Linked DNA regions of Homo sapiens: regions 1 and 2 are each linked to region 3. A link is an interaction called in ENCODE POLR2A ChIA-PET data of the cell type or tissue named here. Cell type or tissue: OCI-LY7. All regions are shown on one strand. Region 1 overlaps AFF2 (ALF transcription elongation factor 2). Region 2 overlaps AFF2 (ALF transcription elongation factor 2). Region 3 overlaps AFF2 (ALF transcription elongation factor 2).

Evidence for each region. Peaks named below come from ENCODE experiments on the same cell type or tissue, not always from the same donor. Only the 100,000 strongest peaks of a DNase experiment are listed, where the experiment ranks them.
Region 1: POLR2A ChIA-PET joins it to region 3 with 30 read pairs; 2 of 35 experiments call an interaction of 5 or more read pairs at or near these places.
Region 2: POLR2A ChIA-PET joins it to region 3 with 10 read pairs; 2 of 35 experiments call an interaction of 5 or more read pairs at or near these places.

Annotation. Positions count from the first base shown.
Region 1 is chrX:148,521,007-148,523,506 of GRCh38, reverse strand. The region is part of intron 1 of AFF2 (ALF transcription elongation factor 2); the gene reads right to left. Among named protein-coding and RNA genes, the nearest start is that of AFF2, 22 kb to the right of the region's middle. In OCI-LY7, no CTCF peak of the experiment used is centred here; DNase peaks (open chromatin) are centred at 1,296 and 2,397; H3K4me3 peaks cover 2,280 bases; H3K27ac peaks cover 2,500 bases.
Region 2 is chrX:148,541,140-148,543,639 of GRCh38, reverse strand. The region is part of intron 1 of AFF2 (ALF transcription elongation factor 2); the gene reads right to left. Among named protein-coding and RNA genes, the nearest start is that of AFF2, 42 kb to the right of the region's middle. In OCI-LY7, CTCF peaks have their summits at 386 and 585 (motif pointing left); DNase peaks (open chromatin) are centred at 709, 979, 1,438 and 1,819; H3K4me3 peaks cover 2,500 bases; H3K27ac peaks cover 2,500 bases.
Region 3 is chrX:148,609,203-148,611,702 of GRCh38, reverse strand. The region is part of intron 1 of AFF2 (ALF transcription elongation factor 2); the gene reads right to left. Among named protein-coding and RNA genes, the nearest start is that of AFF2, 110 kb to the right of the region's middle. RefSeq lists an enhancer at 1,144-1,253. In OCI-LY7, no CTCF peak of the experiment used is centred here; a DNase peak (open chromatin) is centred at 1,542; H3K4me3 peaks cover 2,461 bases; H3K27ac peaks cover 2,500 bases.

The DNA of each region.
Region 1 (2,500 bases), 88 kb after region 3:
TGTAAATTACTCGGCCATCTGTCCTTAAGCTGTCACAAATCATACATGGAGAGCATATGTATAATGAAAATAGATTAACAAACTTTTTAGAGTTTACATGCTTCTGAGTTAATTAATCCTCTGTCCCACACATTTCCAAGATTTTTCAACAATATGTTTGATGAATCTGTTTAATTACATGAATGGGGTATATGTACATGTATATGTTTTATAATGTCATTATTACAAATTCAAAGGAAATCATGCAATTGATTTAACATTTTCACTTAAAAATGAAAATAAATAAATTTAATCATATACAGGACCTGGATCTATTGGCTTCATTCTGCTCATTTTATTATTAATGTTGAAAATTGATATTAACATTAGCAGCTACCATAAATATCTCACTTTCCTCTTAATGAAGATGATATATATGCATATATCTCACCCCTGCATTTCACAAAGATGCTACAGAGAGCAAGTGTTTTAGTCACTGGAGTCGAATTCCTGTTTCAAGGACGTATTCTCAGTACTATCACAATACAAAATTTGACCTCAGGAAATTTGCATGATTTCCTTGCCTCAGTTTCTCCTTTTATTAGTGTTTGCATGCCCACATGTGTGATCACGTAGAGCAGATCTTTATACTAAGTTATTGGAATAGTTTATAAATGGATGTGCCAGAAGGCTTTAGTTGCAAGAAATGAACGTATAAATATGACAATATCAACAAGATAGGAATATATTAATAAAGTAGTTTTTTTTCAAAACTGGAGCAGGGTTTTGTGATACCACTCTTGCCTAGCCAAAGCCAATCTAAATACACATCAATCATAAGTAATCGTTGTGCAACTGTACAATTGTATAAGCAACTGTACCAGCAATTGTATACTAAAAGGCTTTGCAAAGACCCGATGAGCATTTAAAATTTAACTCCCACTCAATGCAGACCTAGAACAGTAAAATAGTGAATAGAAAAACTTAAAAGGTTCCCACAGCATGTTCCCTAAGCAGGAAGGGACTGAAGTTTTCCCGCAAAGCCTTTTCCCTATTGCTTTGTAGACACAATGTATGCCTGTTTCCATAAACAAACAATTCCATGCCCAGAAAGTCCACTCTCACCTCTTAATACAAAATGTTCCCGAAAATACACATATAATGTGAAACTGTCCCTATCACCAGATGGACTGGAGGCAAGAGCTGATCATTCTGCCCCATGCAAATGCATGCACAAGCCCCCTCTGGGACAGCCCGCATAGTTAAATATAGTGAGCTGTACACCTGCAATCCTTGGAGAAGAAGTGAAGACTTTAGGTCCAGTAGGTGCAACCCATGTTTCCTCTTGTCGTCAGGACAGGTGGCAAGCAAGTAACAGCCGTGATTTGACTATTTTGCATCAGAACTTTTTCAGGGCACACTTAGAAAAAGAACAACAGGGGAGATTGTGAGAGTATTCTTGTTTAGCCATCAGCACAAAGGGGAAAGATTTTGGCTCACCGACAATATGGTGACAAATGCTTGCACTGTGGCGGAAGTTTCATTTGAAGTTCTCTGCCCCTGTTGATTGCCCTAATCTGGCAATGGTATGAGTTCCACAGAAATTTGATGCAACTGAGGAGAAAGGAGCAGTGCTTTTGGACGGCACAAGGGCTGTTTCATGGACGCAATGCCTTTTCAATCTCAGTGCAAGAGAGTCTCAGATGTGACACATTTGACTTATGTCTTCCTTTTTACACATTATCCACACACTTGCATGCTACAAAAATAAGAGTTTATGATCAGATCTGATCTTATCTGAAATATTCATACGTAATTCCATGTAGCCTCAACTGAGAAGCTAGGTGGTCATTTTGTCCCTGACTTTCACATCAGGACAAATCTGATGATTGGCATTTTATTGACATATAGAAATCCTTGGAGATATGGATATATAAACTATGCAATGTAATTTGTTTCTAATACCTTCTTAAGGTTTATGAGATAGAGGGGAAGTATATCTTGATAACAAAAACTACCTCCTACGAAATGTGCTGCAGTGTTAGTTACCACCAAAGGTAGACATATTATTTTTTAGGGTAACTTTTTTGCAAGATCCAGGCAAAAGTCTCAGTGAGTGTGTGTGTGTGTGTGTGTGTGTGTGTGTGTGTGTGCATGCACGTGCTTTTCAGGTACCTGTGGAACCTGAATGTGGTACATTCAGTTTGTAAGTTATACCTGAATGTACCATGAATTTGAATAATTACTAGGAGCTTTCCTGGGTTTGTAATTGGCCAGTCCTCTGTGTTGTCACAGGGTGCAAGAATGGTGACAGTGACATTATCAGAGCCTCCACACAAATGGTACCTGGTGACCCACTGATGCACTGATATGACTGCAACCCTGAAAGCCTGCTTCCCTCAAGCCAAACCCCTGTGAGAAGGAAGTAGACTTAAGGTAGCTTCTATCCAAGTTCATTTTCAGTGCATAGTAGGCCATGCACTGATAAATGGCTTTCCTGGCCTTGGCAATGTCTGCCGTC
Region 2 (2,500 bases), 68 kb after region 3:
CAATTACATCTCCAGATTTTCTCTCTGTGCTTTCTACTACAGCATGCTGTCATGCGGAAGGCTTTGAAATCACACAAACTAGGGTTCAAACCCCAGCCTTGACAATTACCCTGTGGCCTTGGGCAAGTCACTTTGTTTTTCAGCTTAGAATTCCTTGTCTATAAGATTAGGAAGACAGTGCTTATCTCCCAGGGTAGTTGTGAAGGTTGAACAAGCAGAAATATAGGATGCCAGGCACATTCAGTTACTGGCACAGGGTAGGGGGTCCAATCAAGATCAGTTCCCTTCTTCTTTTGTAAAAGTAAGGCAAAAGAACACAATCTTTAGTCATTGCACATAAGATTCACATTTCAATGAACCAAGCCTATCAGCAGGGCTCTTTAGTCTTTATTGTGCATATGCATTCCCTGGGGATCTTTTGACAATGCAGACTCAGATTCAGGAAGTTTGGCTGGCACCTGACATTGGGCATTTCCAACAAGTTATACCAAGAGAGGTCGATGCTGCTGTTCCATGGACCCCCTTTTGAATACCAGGGTCTACAATTTAGGAGGCCCGGATCCAGTCCTGGCTCTGCCCTCTAGAGGATGGTAAGTCATCAGGAAGGTTTCATGCAACCATTTGCTAACACCAACTCACACAGAAGCAGTAAGGCCAACTGGTTTCAGAAACAGATTTCATTACAGCTCTCCCCCTGGTGATCAACTCTATGGTTTGGAGGGAAAAGTTCCATTTCCAGGTGTGGACTTACTTGTGATGAAGACGGGGATGACCCAAAAGATAGACTGCTCAATGAATTCTTAAGCCACAGTCCCCTTCCTTTTAATCCATTCTGTTTAACAATACATACCGAGTTTCTCCTCGCTCTAGGCTCTAGCCCACCTAGAGGAACTCATAAATATATGAGGAGAAATAATCTTTGTTTCAGTTCCTATCCCACTTCCTTCCTTGCTGTGACTGCCTTCCCCTGACAGCCCTTCAGCCTGTGGGCACCTGTCTGCATGGATGGCTGCTAAGCAAAGTGGTCTGCCCAGCAGCCAGCCAAGCCTCAGTTCTTCATGCTCCCTTTTAGGAGGTCTCAAGAATATCCTAGTATAGAAGATCAAAATGTGTATCCTTTACCCATTTGGACCTTGCAATAGGTAGCAACAATTATATGTGCAACATATCTACACAAATAGGTTAGAAGAGGCATCAATTTGGGGATGTGCTAAGGCACTGGTTCTGGGTCCCAAATTTTCTTAGCATGGCAAGGATTGAGCATAGAATTGACCTCACTATCCCTTTCAAGAAAAAACTGTCCTAACTTCTGCTTGGGAAATGTTGGTTCGCTAAGGGCTGTAGAGCCAAAGCTTGTGTCTTTAAGAACACTCTGCTTTGCCAAGTAGTAGACATCACCCAACTTGACTGAGCTAAACGTTTTATAAGTAAACTGAAACCACCCACAGGGTAGTATATCACATATATGACTTGCACAGAGCACACCGCCATTGTTTTTAAAAGATGCAAATCCCTGATTAGCTAAATAAATATTTTTAAACATTTAATACAGAATAAACACAAGTTATTCATTTTCAAAAGATTTGTGCTCACCAGAGGCTTTCTTTTTTCCAGCAGAGACTATACATGGGAAAAGCATGATTCCTAATACAAAGGTTCAGTGAGAATTTAAGGGTGAAACCCACTTCTGCCTATCTAGTGGCTGGCTGATCTTCATCCCTCAGGTTATTTTAGCCTCACTAAGCCTCAGTTCACTCATCTGTATAACAGAGGTACATAGTGCCTGCCCTGGGTATCAACCAAACATAAAAGAGCATGGTGAAATCTAAAGTACTCTACAAATGGAAGCTCTTCTGTTATGCATAGAACAGAAAGACATCTGCTGTAATGTGGTTTGTTTAAAATTAACCTGATGTGGTCCAGCAATGAGCACAGACACTGCCATAATGTTAATAATATGATACACTGAACTGATTAAAATTTCAACTATGCTATCCACCCCCATCTCCTTGGAAAGTTAATGAATTAATGAATCTTTAAAGGACAGTCAGGGAGGCCTTAAAAAGAAGATGCCTTTTTGAGTAAGGAGAGAAAGTGGTGGATTACAACTTAATGGCTTCAGAATAGTGGTAATTTCCCTATTTTCTTCACTTGCCTTAGCTCAGCTAATGGCTTCATTAATGGCCACACTCCCCAGCGAATAATAGAGGCCCTTGTCACATCCATCATAGTCACATCACAATAAAACCAGTTTAATACAATCCAGCTCCCTGTCTCATGCCAGTCAGCACGAGGAATCAGAATTAGGCGAACAAAACATACAAAAACTTGTATGTTAAATTCCTTTTAACAATAAGCACGCAACAGGCTACTGGTAATGAAACGTTAACTGTATTGTGCATCCCATGTTGAATAGATAACTATAGCAACAATCACAAAGCTGTGAGGATGAGCTGCTCTTTATTACAAGTTGAGCCACAGTGCCTTTTTATTTCCTTCA
Region 3 (2,500 bases):
GCCTCCCAAGATGGAGAATGGAGACTATGTAAGGCTCAGAGATAGGAGTCCAACCAGCCCACTCAGGGCACAGTGATTGTCCCAGTCTGTCTGAAGAAAGAGCAATTTTAAGGAAGCAAAGGAAGATGAGTTTGGGAACGTACTGGGTAGGGGTTGCTGTCATGGATTTTCCCCTAGAGCCTCCAGAAGGAATGTAACCCTGCTAACCCATTTTAGATTTCTGAACTCCAGGACTGTGGGAAAATAAATTTGTGTTGTGTTAAGCCACTAAGTGTGTGATGATTTGTTACAGCAGCCATGGGAAACTAATATATCTTATGTGTATACAAATACATTTCTCATCTTCACAAACATTACTGTAACCATTAGACCATACTATCTGAATGTAGTGTTTAATTTCAACAAATTGGAGACAAGACAGCAAAGCCAGCTTCTCCAAAGAAAGCTTACCTTCCAAATATCTCACTGCCTAAATCAACAACCATTCACCCAGGGCTTCCCCTACCTGCCAGACCACTTGATCATGAATGTCCAACTTCCAGGGTGCAAATTCACACAAGTGAAAATCTAGCCCAACTTTCCATTTAACCGTCACATCATATAGTTGATAAATGGGCCTGTTTTTCATGTCTCTGCTAGGAATACTGGGAAGACAGAGCAATATTTGAAAAACATTGGGCTAAGTAAAATAATTATAAAGCATTATTTTAATAAGTTACTGCTTTCAATGTCAACTAATATAATTCATTCAGTGTTGTTTCCTCCTTAGCTTTATTTCCCATTTAACAAGCTCCCTGAATACCTTTTAAAGGGATTGTGATGCCTATATAGAGAAATAAAATATATTTTAAAACATATTTTATTCTCACCCTCAACTATTACACAGCAGTCTTTGGAAAGGCTGATAAGATCAGTTGAGCCCAATGTCACTAAGTGGAGATAACCTGATGCCATTTCCCAAATGCCAGATTGTAGCAGCGGCCTGATCACCAACCCCCACAACTCTCCAGGCACATTACCCACTGGAAATGCAGTTGGAATGGCAGAAGTTCACTTGCATAAATAAATCCCAAGCCAATTCCATAAATAATAAATCACTCATCTTGTAGAAGAAAAAAGATGCAGCTACACAACTTTTACGTGTAATACTATGGCTCACTCAGAATGAAAGGGGGAGAAACAGAAAAGGGAAGTACAATTTCCTCTGCCCTCACTAAATGTTATTTGCAAGAATATTTGTTTTCTGTTTTGCTTCACTTTGGTTTTTATCGTTTTGAAAGGAAATGCACAAAAACATAGATATCATTAAATATGGAATACTAAGAGGGCAAAGAGCATCATGATCGGGTAGAATAAACCCCAAAGTAGGAGTCAGGAATCCCACATTCTGTTACTGGATTGGCCGTTAACTGCCAAGTGAGCAACAAACAGGTAGTTTCACCACCTGTGACTCAATACCAAGTCATTTACAGTTAGAATTATTAATAGTAGGGGAAAGAACTACAGCGATAATAACAATGCACCCATACTGTGTACCAAGTGTGCATGAGTGCTCTCACTCTTCCACCCCCCTCTCTCTCTTCACATGGGCAATTCCTAATTCTTAAAACGATCCTATGAGATAAGCACTATTATCACCCATCATTGACAGATAAGGGAAGTGAGGTTCATGAGGTTCAGATTACTCAGTAGTGGAGACCAGGAAGTGCTCAGGGAAAGCCAAAAGCTTTCACAGGCTCTGCTTTGCACTCACTCTTTCCCTTCCTAAGAACAAGATGGATGTGGGAGGGGCAAAGCTTAGGCCACTTTGCTCAGAGGCTGCCCCTTTCAACTGCCTTGCCAAGGAAGCAGGAAGGGATCAGATTTCAAGACAATCCTTGTAGTTCCCTGGGCAGGTTGGCTGAGCCATACCATGACAGGAAGAATGTCACCAGGACCATATCCAATGTGTGTGTCTCAGGGTACAGGCTTTAACAGGGATTGTGTTATTTATTTCCTGGTTATAACGCACATACTGAGTTGGGAAGGGTGTGTGGAGTAAGAAGGAGAGGAGTTAGCATGCAAAGTACTTTGGCATTTCTGCTTCTACAAGGAATTACAAAGTACAGAAAAGGAATGCTGCTATAAAACTCCCAAAATTAGACTTGGTTTCAGATCAAAAGCTAAGAAAATAGTGAGAACCCCTTTTAATTCAGCCAGTCACTACACACACAGACAGACCACAGCTCAAATAATATCCCAGAAACATACCCATGTACATTCAGAACTTAATATAACCCAACTAGAACAGAAGGCAGGTGTTAATACTATTCCTCAAACCACATTTCCATGGCATTTCAAATATTTATAGCTTGTTATAAATTACACCAAGGCCACATATCAAAGAATGAAAATCACCCATATTAAATTAATCAGAGATTTTAGAAAATTATACATTGCACATGACTGAGTATAATACATTTAATGTTTCAATGTCATGGAACATTTGCTTTATAAATAA